Linked DNA regions of Homo sapiens: region 2 is linked to region 1. The links are chromatin contacts, found by Hi-C or POLR2A ChIA-PET in ENCODE. All regions are on one chromosome and are shown on one strand. Each heading gives the region's core, a stretch centred on a gene start or an enhancer-like site at or near the end of the contact. The rest is flanking DNA. Distances are from core to core; before and after follow the strand shown.

Region 1 (6,219 bases), core at 1,624-4,123:
CCGGGCCCACAGATAATGCCCCAGTCCTTTAAGTTAAATCACTCTCATCAATTCATTCAGCCCCCTCAAATCTTCCCGTTCTAGCTACTCAAAGTTATACACTGGTCTCCTTTTCCCCTTCTCAGAGCACCCCAAAACAACCCTGTCCTTTTATCTCTAAAAGCCACACTTCCACCTCCCCCTAGATGAAATGCTGGAGCTCTGAGCTTGAGCTTGAGACAGCCTCTCCCCTCTCCCCTCTCTCCCCTCTCTCCTCCTCTCCCCCTCTCCCCTCCTCTCCCCTCCTCCCAAGGTGGAGCCAGCACCCCTCCCCTAGTTCATTCCCCCTGGCCCCACCGGCTCCAGCCTGACTGCCCACCAGCCCCTCCCCACCAGCTCCAGACACCTGGCTCCAGCCTGGGTGGGGTCCCAGTAGGGGGAAAAGTGCTTCCCCCGACCCCGCAAGCTGGTCAGTTTCTCTAATTCCCCCAGGCACTGCCAGCTAGAGACCCAGCAGAATTAGCGCTAAGTTGCTTCGAACTGAAAGCCCTGGCCACGGCTGGGAGGGCGAGGAAGGAGTCAGGCAGAGAGGACTCGGAGGTGGGCACCCACTGCCCAATCAGCATGACCCCTGAGAGGCCAGGCTTTGCAGCAGCGTGCCAGCGCCCAAACTGGGCTTACCAGGCCCCTCCCCCACCCTGGGGAAAAGAGAGGAGCAGAGAGAGGCTTTTAAAATTCCTCTCTGGAGAGATAAACATAGAAGCCATTTCAGAACAGGTATTTCAGCTCTGGGCCTGGCGTCTTTCCCTCATTCCCGTGACGGGCACTGACTCATTCCTCATCCACCTCTGCTACCCGCCCCAGCACTCATGAGAACTTGTGAAAACTTACCTTGTCAAATGTGCACAGCCCCCAGGACCCCAGGAGGGCACAGCGCCCACTCACCCCCAACAGTGTCCTCCAAACAAAGGGAGCTGGCAGGTCAGAATGAGGGGCCTGCCCTCCAGCATGAGGGAGGCTGGCGCCCTTCTCAGCATGCTGCCCCCGCCTGAGGCCTGGAGATCCCAGGGCTGCTGCCCACTGGCCTGAGTCACCCATGCCAGCCTCACCTACCCCGTTCATTGTAGCCTCATATTTGCCCCCACGCTGGGCCCAGCTTGGCTGCCTACGGACTCTACTCTGGACTGGCGTCTCTTTAGTCCTGGGTATGATAGGGTGTGCGTGTGTGTGTGTGTGTGTGTGTGTGTGTGTGTGTGGCCAGAGGGTCACCCATCAGCCCCCTCTCCTGGGGGTACAGTCTGCTGTACTTAGCCTTCATTTGACTCTTGCTCCCCATCTGGGAAAGGGGGGCAGCGGCGTCAGGGAAGGCGGGGAGGTGGGTAAGGAAGAGGCTCCTTCCTGAAAGAGAGGAAACCTGGGAGCTTGGGAACGGAAAAGGCCAGGGTCCCCCCCTCCCTACTCATGGCTTCCTGTCCCCTCCTCCTCCTCCAGTCAACACCTGGCATGGGCATAAACAGGGACTTTGCTCTCTCCCATACTAGGGCGAGATGCATCAGGTCAAGGAGGCAAAGCACAGGGAGCGGGTGGCGGAGGGCTGGCTGAGCCTCCCCAGCGTCCATGGGCAGGAGGGCATTGCCCTCTGGGGTTGGCAGCTGGCTGTTCTCTCCCCCACCCTAACAAGCCACAGACAACAGACTGCCTCACCAGACGATGACACGGGGTCAGAGGAAGCTGGCACAACATATTTCTCAAGGGGAGTGGGGGGCAAGCTTGCTAGGGCCGAGAGTGGCTAAGCCGGTGAGATGGCTTTCGTGATACCAAGCTGCCCACTTCTCTCCCTGCTCCTCCCTACCACCCTCTCCTGTATTCCCTCAAATATTGTTCCCATAACTTCAGAAAACTCAAGGGCAAGAACAAAGGGGCCGACAGAGTCTTCCTCCCAGTACCATTTGCCTCACAGCCCTAAACCTGCCCAGGAGAAATTAACTCCTTCCTGCCCAGAACCTTCTGTAACCCCTTTAACCTCTTCTGTTCATTCTGAAGCTTTCCCATGATCTCCCTCTCCCAGCTCTTCGCTTTTACTACTTGAGAGCCCCATAAACAGGTGATTCCCTCAGCCTACCCATGCACAGCATGTGCCTCACTCATGCCACCCCAAAAGACCCCTAGTGAGGGACTTTCCAGGTTTGCTTTAAATACAGGGTGAATGCATAATGAATGCCTACAGCCCAGCTCTCTCCTGAGAGGTCCTTCCAGGGTTACCTTGAGCATTCTGTGCACTCTTGATGTCACACCAGGTATCTGTCAGTGTGGTCAGATACCCAAAGGACACACAAGGAGAGGCGTGGAGGCTTTCACAGTGGGGGGGTGGGGGGCCTGGAACAAGGGCCCTGGCTGCCAGGGGCGAAGTCTATGCTGAAGGCAGGAACTGCCCAGCATGAGTCCCTCACTTTAGAGTAATAGGGGTGCCAGAGAGAAGGAAGGGAAGGGCAGATATAAGCCCATGCAAGTAGACACAAGCATGCCCCGGGGTGGGGTGCTCCCAGATATGACGGAGAAGTGAGGGGAGGAAAATCTACAGCCGCCCTCCTACCTCGGTCATCTACTCTAGGCTCAGCTCAGGGTTTGGCCGGGACAGTTATCCCGGTGGGGTAGTGCCAGCCGGGAGCCCAGGCTGCCAGCGGGAGTCTCGAGGCTTACTTGGGATTTGAACTGTTCCAGAAGACGGTGTGGCGATCAGCAGCGGCCAGACTGCAGCACAGACCCAAGAGAGGGGCCCAGAGGAACTCCATAGCGCGGGGCCTGGCCAGGCCGAGCGGGGACGCGGGTCTCCTATGGGTCTGGGTTCCCACTGGCTTTCTCCGCGGCGCAGTCAGCGCTGGGCTCACAGATCTGGCCCCTTCGCCTAGCGACTCCGCCTTTTGGGCCGGCGCCGCCCGACACCCCGCCCCGCCCTCGCCCCGCCCGGCGCGCGGCTGCCTGGGGGCTTGGGGGCTGGGGAGGTGGAGGAGGGGCGGGGTGGGGAGGCGAGGAGGCTGGGGGTGCAGGAAAGAGCGAAGCGCGCTCCTCTGCCCCCGCAGATCTGCTCAGAGATGTGTGTTCGCTCACTTGTGGGTCTGCGTGGAGCTTTGTGAGCCTGTCCCGGTGGTGGGCTTGCGTCCCTGGGCGCAGTCGCGTGCGGGAGAAGGGAAGAACTCGCAAGTGCGAGTCTGCGAACGCGGGGGTGCGGGACACGGCTTTGCTGCTCCGCGCGCGGACCTTGCAGGGTGCGAGGTTGTTGACATGCCCCGCACCTTTCTGAGCCTCGCATGCCCAGGCTCGGGCGCCCGCGTTCCCACACTCTCCTCCTCCCCCATCCCCTTCCCGGACTCTGCGCTTGACTGCCCCTCCCCACACACACGCGGCTGTTTGTTTTTGTTGGGTTTGTCAATGTTGTCTTTGTTCTGGAGATTGTGTCATCGCCTAGATGCCGGGAATAAAGTGCAACGCTTTGTGTGATCGAGTGTGTAACGTGTGCGGCCGGGGCTAAGGACGCCTCTGTCCATCACATCAGTGCCTGCCCGCAGGAGCGACACGCGGGACCCTGGGCTCGAGAGGGGGCCGTTCTTATTTTAGATAAGTCAAAGAGCGCTAATAACCTGAGTATATGTAACAACACACGCGTACACCGTGCGAACAGGCTCTTGAATATGGACTGTGAGAATCTGGGCATGAAGGGTGACAAACTGTAACCACACATGAAATACGTGTGATGGCGCGCTAGCATGAAAGCATTTGTGAGTAGTATCACAGCCGCGTGTGTGGAAGCGTGTGAAACTCTTTGACAGACGTATGCTAATGTTTGTGAACAGCGTGTGAAGAGGAGGGGAGACGCGTACCGGCGTGCAGCGGGGGTGGGGTGGAACGGAGGGGCGTTTGTGCGCAGTCCTCAGGCTGCACAGCTGGAGCTGGCCCAGTCTGAGCTGGGGCTCCCAGTCAGTCGGGCCCCAGTACCCGGCTCAGGCCCCCTCCCCCGCGCTGTGTAAACAAACCCACTGGAATTTGCCTCTCGGGGCTCTTCTCCCCGCCTGGATCTGCTGCCGTCTGGAGAGGGCTTGGCGGGCGGGTGTCAGCTCCTGGGGTGGAGAGGGCGGGCAGGTGTTTGATTAGGCTCACGAGTGAGCCTGGAGTGGGAGAGCCGAATGCTGTGTGTCTGCGTGCGTTTGGTGGTTTACGTGTGTGGTTGTGTGGCTGTGTGCGCGCCAGGTTGGTGTTGTGAGTGTGTGTGCGCATCCTCAGCCGGCCCTTCCCTGCGGCTGCGCATCGCGGGAAGCCACGGACCCGGGGCCCCTGGCCAGCTCCGGCCCAGCTTCTCCAGTTCCCAGGCCGTTTCATCCTCCTATTTTACGGCCAGGCCTGGCTACAGCCCCTGTAATTACGCGGGGCCCGGACGCCGCAGCAAGTCTGGCGCTGACCCCGCCGGGGAGGAGCCTGGAGCTGGGGAGGGCCCAGCCGGCTCCCCACTGCACCACCACGTGCGCTGAGGCCGCTGGAGGCCGTATTCGCTGCGTTTACAATAAACATAGAGTACCAACGGCCTCTAACCCCGTGGCCGGGTCAGGGCCGGGTTTTGCGCACGGCCAGCGCCACCCCCCTCTCCCTCGGGCACCTGCCCCAGGCGACGTGCCCAGCCAAGCGTTTGTCCGAGGTGCGGCCCGCTCCTCTCGCCCAGGACGAAGTCCACCCGCCGACTGCTCCCAGGGCGGCACCTCACGCGCCTTTTGCTCACCTAGGAGGACACCTGGGTGTCGACCTCCCACGTGGCCCCGGCGAGAGTACTGCCTCCCAGTTCGGGCATTCCATAGAGTCAAAGCTCCAGGAGGACATGGGTTTTTGTTTTGTTCATTATCTTACTGCCAGCACCTGGCACAGCATCTAGCACATACAGTAGATGGTCAGTAAATATCTGTGGAGTGAGTGAAATCACTCACTGTTCAGTGAAGGAACTTAACTTCTGCTGGACATAACTGTTCTGAAAAGGAGCCAGCAGGGGGGTTGAAGAGGGGAGGGATGCTGGTAGCTCTTTAGAGCAGGTGGCCCGGGTTGCCTCCTGGAGGAGACAGCTTTGGGCCGGATTCCCTGGTTTCTCTGACCACTGGGACTGGGCGGGGACGTGTGAAGTCCCACGCTGCAGCTGCTTGGGCCAGGCAGGTTCGGGCTCGCTGGGCCCAGTCTGGCGGGGCCACGTCAGCTCTTGCCTGCGTCTAGGTCTGGAGCAAGCTGGGTGCAGAAGCGTGCATGGAAATTCTGCGCACCGACAGGACCCGGAGCCCTCTTTCCCTGCTTTGGTGCTGTCCCCAGTATTCTCATCTCACTTAGGGCATTGATCCCATCACTCTCTATCCACTCCCCTATCCATATGGGGGTCGATCATCCACCCTACTGGAGCAGCCCTAGACACTGAGTGTTGTGATGAGCTGGGTGTTGCGATGGGCACCGAGAGTGTAAGGATGGGTTTAAGATAAAATCACTACCTTGGGGAGCCCCCAGGCCGGTAGGGGATATTGACAAGCCACCAGGACAGCAAACTTGCTAAGTGCTCAAGCCCAGACTGCGGCCCTACCACTCACAGTCACACTACCCTGACCCTTCCTGGAGCCCCTGCAATGCCTGCTGTGCTGAGAGGAGAGTTGCAGGGCACTGTGCCATTCAGACAGAGATAATAGTAGGGACTTCTGTTCCTGGAGACTCGATCTGCTGACCAACTCTGGGGCCCCCTCCCAGTCCCTTCCTCATGCCAGCCCCCAGCCTGCCCGGGTGGGTCTGCTCTCCATTCTTGCTTCGTGCTGCCTCTCGCCGCAAAATTGTGTGCTTGTGTTGGCTCCCAGCACGTCACCCGCAGGCAAACATCTGCGCTTAGTGACGAGAGCTGCCTGAGGTGTCTGTCTGTCTGCCTGTCTGCATGTCTAGGAAATTCCTCCATGAGTCCTTTCTGGAAATTCCTGGGAGGGCAGGAATTTCCTCAGAGGAAATTCCTCTGAGGTCTTGGGGTAGGCCCTGGCTGCCTGGAGGCAGCATTTCCAGTTGGGAACAGGTGCAGGTACTGGATTGCGACTCCTTTGCTGGGTGCCCTGCAGTTTGGGGAGGGGAAGGCCAGAGCTGCAGGGCCCTGGGGCAAGTGAAACCTGGCTCAGCCCCAGGGGTCATCTCTGGGCAATGGGGTGAGGCAGCAGGGGGAGGAGCAGAACCTGGGCTGAGAGC
Region 2 (6,219 bases), core at 2,701-5,200, 89 kb after region 1:
TCCTGCTTTTTTGTCTCTCTGCCCATGGCTTGCTACCACACCAATGCTGAGTCTTCCCCTCTCTGCTCTCTTTGGATCCTGCCCTCCAGGAACCAGACCTGAGTTCCCTCATTTTTGTCAATCTATCCTCAACCATAACAAACATCAGTAAGGAGAGCCAGCGTTTACAGAGCAGCTCCTCTGTGTGCCAGCTCTGCCACTGCCTTCACATACGTTAGCCCCATAAATCCTTAAAAGCCCTTAATGTGGCTGGGTGCGATGGCTCACACCTGTAATCCCAGCACTTTGGGAGGCTGAGGTGGGTGGATCACCTGAGGTTAAGAGTTCAAGACCAGCTTGGTCAACGTGGTGAAACCCCGTCTCTACTAAATATACAAAAATTAGCTGGGCATGGTGGCGGCCACCTGTAATCCCAGCTACTCAGGAGGCTGAGGCAGGAGAATCGCTTGAACCCGGGAGGCAGAGGTTGCGGTGAGCCGAGATTGCGCCACTGCACTCCAGTCTGGGTGACAAGAGTGAAGCACCCCGTCTCAAAAAAAAAAATTAATGCAAGAACTACTGTTATTCTGCCCATGCGCATCTTTCAGATGAAAAGCCACAGCTCAGAGCTTTGCTGTAACTCACCCTGCGTCACAGAGCTATTCAGCAGGTGGAGGGCTCTAAGGATGCTGTGGCCTCAGGGCCAAAACCCTCCTCATCTGTTGCTTTCCTGCCTGTCACCTACCAGTGGGTCCCAAGGACTCAGCTCCCTACCCCGATGCTCCCCACCCCTTTGCAACTGTGCAGACCCTTGGCAATGCCACAGAAGAACTTGAACTTCATAGGCAGGCAGAGCAGGTGGGTGAGGAGTGGGACCCAGATGTGCTTCATGCACTGTTCATGCTTGCGGTCAAACCAACGACGGCAGCTGAGTATGGCCTGGTTCACCACATCTGTAGGAAGGAGCAAGGGTGTCTGAGGTTCCCACATCTTGATCCACAATGCTGGCCCCACATCCCACCCCACCCTCCACTCCCCAGGGATACCCCTCACAGGAGCAACGCAGCTTGGTCTTCAGCTCATACATCTTCTGTGTCGACAGGTGGAGTCTGGAGGCTGGGGCTTGGCGGGCCTCCCTGCCCTGGGCTGTCTCCCCTGAGTCCATGGTATCCTCAGGCGTGTAGCCCGTCTCACTATTCACCTGGGCATCCAGGTCCTCAAAAGTGGCGGAGATGTTCCGAGTCTCTGCTCTCAGCAATTCTTTGCTACTCTGGGATTGGAGGTGGAGGGAGGAAAGGGTGAGGGCTGGGGCTTTAGAACTTCTGCTGCCTGAGGGCCTGTCCTCCCCCAGTAGCCAAGCTTTGGGTTCTCACCCCAGGCCGACAGGGAGCCTAGGCCCTGAGACACAGCCTCTCACCTCAAATTCCCGGCTGTCCATTGCCCTTGGGAGCCCCCCCACCAGCTGCCTTGTCTGATGCCACATGTCCTGGCTCTGCGTACCTCCCAGACTCTCAGCTCTTCCTCAGTCCTCCCATCCCAGACCCTTCCTGGTCAGTGGTTCCCCAGGTCCTTAGACCTTACCCTTCACCACTAGTCTCTGAGATCATTATGCCATCTGAATGCCCCCAACTTCCAAACCCCTCAGCCCCCATGTCCCCAACTCTCCAGCTCTCCAATTCTCCCAAACCCCCAGTCTCCAGCCTTCCAATACCCAATTCTTGAATACTCTTGTCTTCGAAACTTCTGAGCTACTCAAGGCCAAAGCCCCCAAATTTCCTAGATATTCTAGTTCAGCTGTCCAGAGTACTGACCACTCAGGTATTAGGAAATGTGTATAGAGCATGTCCTAATGACTCAGGGGCTCTCCTGGCATTTAACACCAGGACCAGGGCACGTTCTGCAATGTTTGGGAATAGTTCTGCAAAAAATGCCAGTAGTATCCCCATTGGGAAACTGTAAATCCAGGGTGACAACTCCCAGCTCAAGTTAACTTGGCCCCAGGGAGAGGGACCCCCCAGGCTCTGCCTGTGCAGATTCCTGACCAGCAGGTCCTTGAACATGGCCCGTAAGGGGGCTGTGGAGATGCGCCAAGCTGCGCGGGTGTTGTTGATCTGCAGCTCCACGGTGCAGCCCAGCGATGCGATCACGTTGTTGAGATTGTGTCGCAGATTGGCTACTGGCCCTGGAGAAAGAGGCCCTGGTTGGTCACCTCCCTGTATAACCAGCACTTTCTCAAACCCGCTCAGCTTCCCTCTGCAAATAGTGCCCATCGCCTAGAACTATACAGTGGTGGGGCCGAGAGCCTATGAAAGGTCAACTTGTTCAACCTTTGATTTTTTTCACTGTTTTTTTTTTTTTTTTTTTGAGACGGAGTCTCCCTCTGTTGCCCAGGCTGGAGTGCAGTGGCTCGATCTCTGCTCATTGCAACCTCCGCCTCCCGGGCTCAAGCGATTCTCCTGCCTCAGCCTCCTGAGCAGCTGGGATTACAGGCACACGCCACCATGTCTGGCTAATTTTTTGGTATTTTTAGTAGAGACGGGGTTTCAGCATGTTGGTCAGGCTGGTGTCGAACTCCTGACTTCGTGATCCGCCCGCTTCGGCCTCCCACAGTTCTGGGATTACAGGTGAGCCACCGTGCCTGGCCTTTTTTTTTTTTTTTTTTTTTTTTTTTTTTTTGAGACGGAGTCTTGCTCTGTCACCCAGGCTGGAGTGCAATGGCGCAATCTCGGCTCACTGCAGGCTCCGCCTCCCAGGTTCAAGTGATTCTCCTGTCTCAGCCTCCCGAATAGCTGGGACTATAGGTGTGCACCACCATGCCTGGCTAATTTTTGCATTTTTAGTAGAGATGGGGTTTCACCATGGCTGGTCTTGAACTCCTGACCTCAGGTGATCCACCCACCTCAGCCTCCCAAAGTGCAGGGATTACAGGCATGAACCACCGTGCCTGGCCAATGTTTTCACTCTTATAAACTGAGGAGGCCCAGATATGGGGAGGAGCTCCCTCAGGGACATACAGTGAGTTAGAGCAGCTGGGATGACACTCCTGTCTTTTCTCCTTCACCCGGCCTGGCTCCCATTGGATGACCCACCCAGGGTCACTGCTTCAGTGTAACTCACTGGCCCCCACATACTCACCCACATAGATGGCAGCCAAGGCGTATCCCAGGACAAAGAGCCTGCCTTCCTTGCCCAGCATCTTGGGTACTAGTAGGAGGCTGGCACAGCGGATGTGAGGGGAGGTCCCCCAGCCCATGGCCCCCAAGCCTGTCAGGAGAGCCCAGGAGGTGGTGAGCTGAAGTGAGGAAGCTGCCTCCCTTCCTCACGTTTACCAGAGCACCCACCTGCAACACCCCCTTCTGGAACCACCACCATCCTGCCCTTATCCCCATTTACACTGACTCTGATAGACCTGCTGGGCCACTCATTCATTCATTCAGCAGCCACTCACAGAGTTTAGCTATGTGCCAGTCTCTGGAAGGGCATAGAGGGATGGCTAGAACTTAAAAAACCACAAATGATTGACTTGTGTGTGTTTGTGTTAGGGAAGGAAGCCAAGGTTTTCCGGGCTACAGTGACACTGACCCTAGGTGCTGAGGGAGCAGAGAGAGCAAGAGAAAATATCTGGAAACAGGTGCTCATGCTCAGAATGGTCAGAAGAGAGATCAGAGCCCACCTCAGTACTCCCAGTACTCAGACACCTACAGCACTCGCAGTCCCTGCCTCTAATTTTAGCCCTTGGTCATGTACCGCCTGGTATGTTTTAGCAGTTTCACATGTGTCTCCCTGTGGTCTCTGCAAGGAGACAGTGAACTTCTGGAAGCTCATAATCCAGAGAAAGAGACAGATGAGTAAACAAGTGACTACAACACGATGTGCTAAGTGCACAAGGGAGGTGCTTATAGAGCGCTGTGGGAGCCAAGGAGGGAGTACGTATTTCTTCAGGGAGGGGTGGGGCTGAGAAGGCTGGACAAAGACAGGACGTGTCAGCTGGGCCTGGAAGGTGAGTAAGTGTTGTTAGGAGGTGCAGATGGCATTCCAGGCCAAAGGAACAGTATAAGCTGGTCGGGGGAGCTAGAAGATTCCTGTGTTGATGGAATGTTCACCCAATGATCGTCAAAGCAAATCCCAAATCCTTACACTTCCTCCATCTCCACTGTCGTGGTAGAGTCCCCATCATCTCTTACTGGGACTATAACCTGATGAGTCTCCCTATGTCCTCTCTTGCTACCTTACACTTCAGTTTTTACAAGGCAGCCAGAGTGATCTTGCAAAAGCATAAATCGGATCATGTCCCTTCCCTGCTTCAAACCATTCGGTGGCTTTCTACCACATTTGGTATAAAATCCGAACTCCCTAACATGGTCTACCTAGCTTGTGATCTGGCTCCTGCCTGCCTCCTGATCTCATGCTATGCAGCCCTTCACCCACCATGTCTACCCACACAGACCTCGTTGCTGCTCCTTGGACAAGCCAAGCTCATTCCTCCTCTCTGGTCTTTGCCCTAGCTGTTCCCCCTGCCAGGAGCACTCCTCTCCCTGTTCTTCACATGGCTGGCTCCACCTAGTCATTCAGGTTTGTGGCAAACCCTGTCGGGTGCCACCCCACAGTTTTTTTTGTGCCTTCTTCCTTGCTAACACAACTTGGGTTTTTTGCAAGGGCAATAGCCTGGCCCTGCCCCAGCCCCTGAGGGATAAATCTGGATCTGTCTAAACCAGTCATGGTAGAACAGGACACTGAAAGGGACTAGTTCTGTGGTCTTGGCCTTCTGGCCAAAGACTCGAGCTGAGGCTAATAGTTGACAAATAGTTGCCCTATGTTCTAATGAGAGCCCCATGGAGCTATGGGTGTCTTCTTTGGGCTCACCAAAACAGCAAAACTTGACTCTCACTCCTCTATCCCACCCCATCTATATAAAAAGAACAGCAATATGGGCCAGGCATGGTGGCTCACGCCTATAATCCCAGCACTTTGGGAGGCCAAGGCGGGTGGATCACTTGAGGTCAGGAGTTTGAGACCAGCCTGGCCAACATGGCTGTCTCAACTAAAAATATAAAATTTAGCCAGGCATGGTGGCAGGTGCCTGTAGTCCCAGCTACTCAGGAGTTTGAGGCAGGAGAATTGCTTGAACCCGGGAGGCGGAGATTGCAGTGAGCTGAGATCGTGCCACTGCATTCCAGCCTGGGGGACAGAGCAAGACTCTGTCTTAAAAAAAAAAAAAAAAAAAAAAAGACCAACAATGTGGATTTCCTGGAAGGGGAGAAAAGTGGTTGGAATGGGCAGGCAGAGAGGGAGAGTCTGTGGAGAGGATGGGTGTCACATGTCAAGTGAGAGACTCCAGGAGTCCAAGAGGCTTCAGGGACTGGCGCTGCAGGAAGGGGAACCTGCCTGGTCTCTGTAGACTAGACTCCTGCTGAGTGCAGAGCCTCATGAGGCCACTCCAGGGCTCCCACCAGAGCACAGAGTGGAGGGAGAGCTCCTGGGAGAGCTCAGCCTCTGTAATGCCTCTGTAGACCTCCCCTGGACGATGTTGGCACACAAGCATGGAGACTGGCATCTGCTTCTCATCAGGGCAGGAGAGAGGCAACCATAAGGTGCTCTGCTTTTGATGGGGCGTTGGTGGCTCACGCCTGTAATCCCAGCTCTTAGGGAGGCAGAGGCGGGAGGATAGCTTGAGCCCAGGGGTTTGAGACCTGCCTGGGCAATATAGCGAGACCCCATTCTCCACAAAAAGGAAGGTGCACTGCTTTCTCTGCCTGGCAGGGCACGGACGTGTGCACTCCCAGCCTGCTGGAGGGAGGGATCCAAAAAGCAAGAGGCTGTGGGTGGCCCCTGAAGGGGGGCTTCACTCGAGGTCAGCCAAAAAGAACTGCCCTCTGCAAGAAACCGGGCATTGCCGAGGTCCACACACAGCCTCCAAGGGGACAATAATCAGGCCTACTGGGACAGCCAGGGTGTGAGTGCCTGCTACACGCAGGCATCCACAGTGGAATTATAATAGCATTAGTGACTTAAGACTTTTGTCCCTTTTCCTCTAATTCTTCTAATCTCCCTTCTGACATCAGAAGAACCAGAAAGGGAAGGAAGTAGAGGAAAAAAGGGAAAGAGCAGGCCACGCCCCTTCTCCATTGCAGGACCCCATGCTAGGGAGCAGGCCTGAGCTGGGGGCGCAAGGGATGGGGAGGGCAAGATAAGGAGGGAAGATGCTTGAGAATGGATGAGGTTAAAAGTCTGATGTAGAGT

What was found. Hi-C counts contacts between places; a loop is a spot of excess contacts on that map. ChIA-PET counts read pairs that join two places held with the same protein, here RNA polymerase II (POLR2A). Pooled maps may share reads with other maps.
Region 2: POLR2A ChIA-PET joins it to region 1 with 10 read pairs in MCF 10A. The contact joins the enhancer-like site here to the promoter of EFNA1 in region 1. A Hi-C loop is called at or near these places in 3 of 50 pooled maps. POLR2A ChIA-PET finds 5 or more read pairs at or near these places in 5 of 52 experiments (H1, HepG2, MCF 10A and 2 more).

Annotation. Positions count from the first base shown.
Region 1 is chr1:155,124,530-155,130,748 of GRCh38, reverse strand. It overlaps EFNA1 (ephrin A1), which reads right to left and starts at 2,873. Exons shown (of 5, transcript NM_004428.3): 1 at 2,680-2,873. The coding sequence starts at 2,771. RefSeq lists silencers at 2,923-2,982, 5,762-6,056 and enhancers at 4,179-5,018, 5,019-5,858.
Region 2 is chr1:155,036,427-155,042,645 of GRCh38, reverse strand. It overlaps DCST1 (DC-STAMP domain containing 1), which reads right to left. Exons shown (of 17, transcript NM_152494.4): 5 at 3,115-3,243; 6 at 2,022-2,161; 7 at 1,033-1,249; 8 at 789-932. Among named protein-coding and RNA genes, the nearest start is that of DCST1, 5.7 kb to the right of the region's middle. Within about 2 kb of position 3,950, at least 7 of the 41 ENCODE cell types and tissues checked have a DNase peak (open chromatin) inside an H3K27ac peak, as active enhancers do.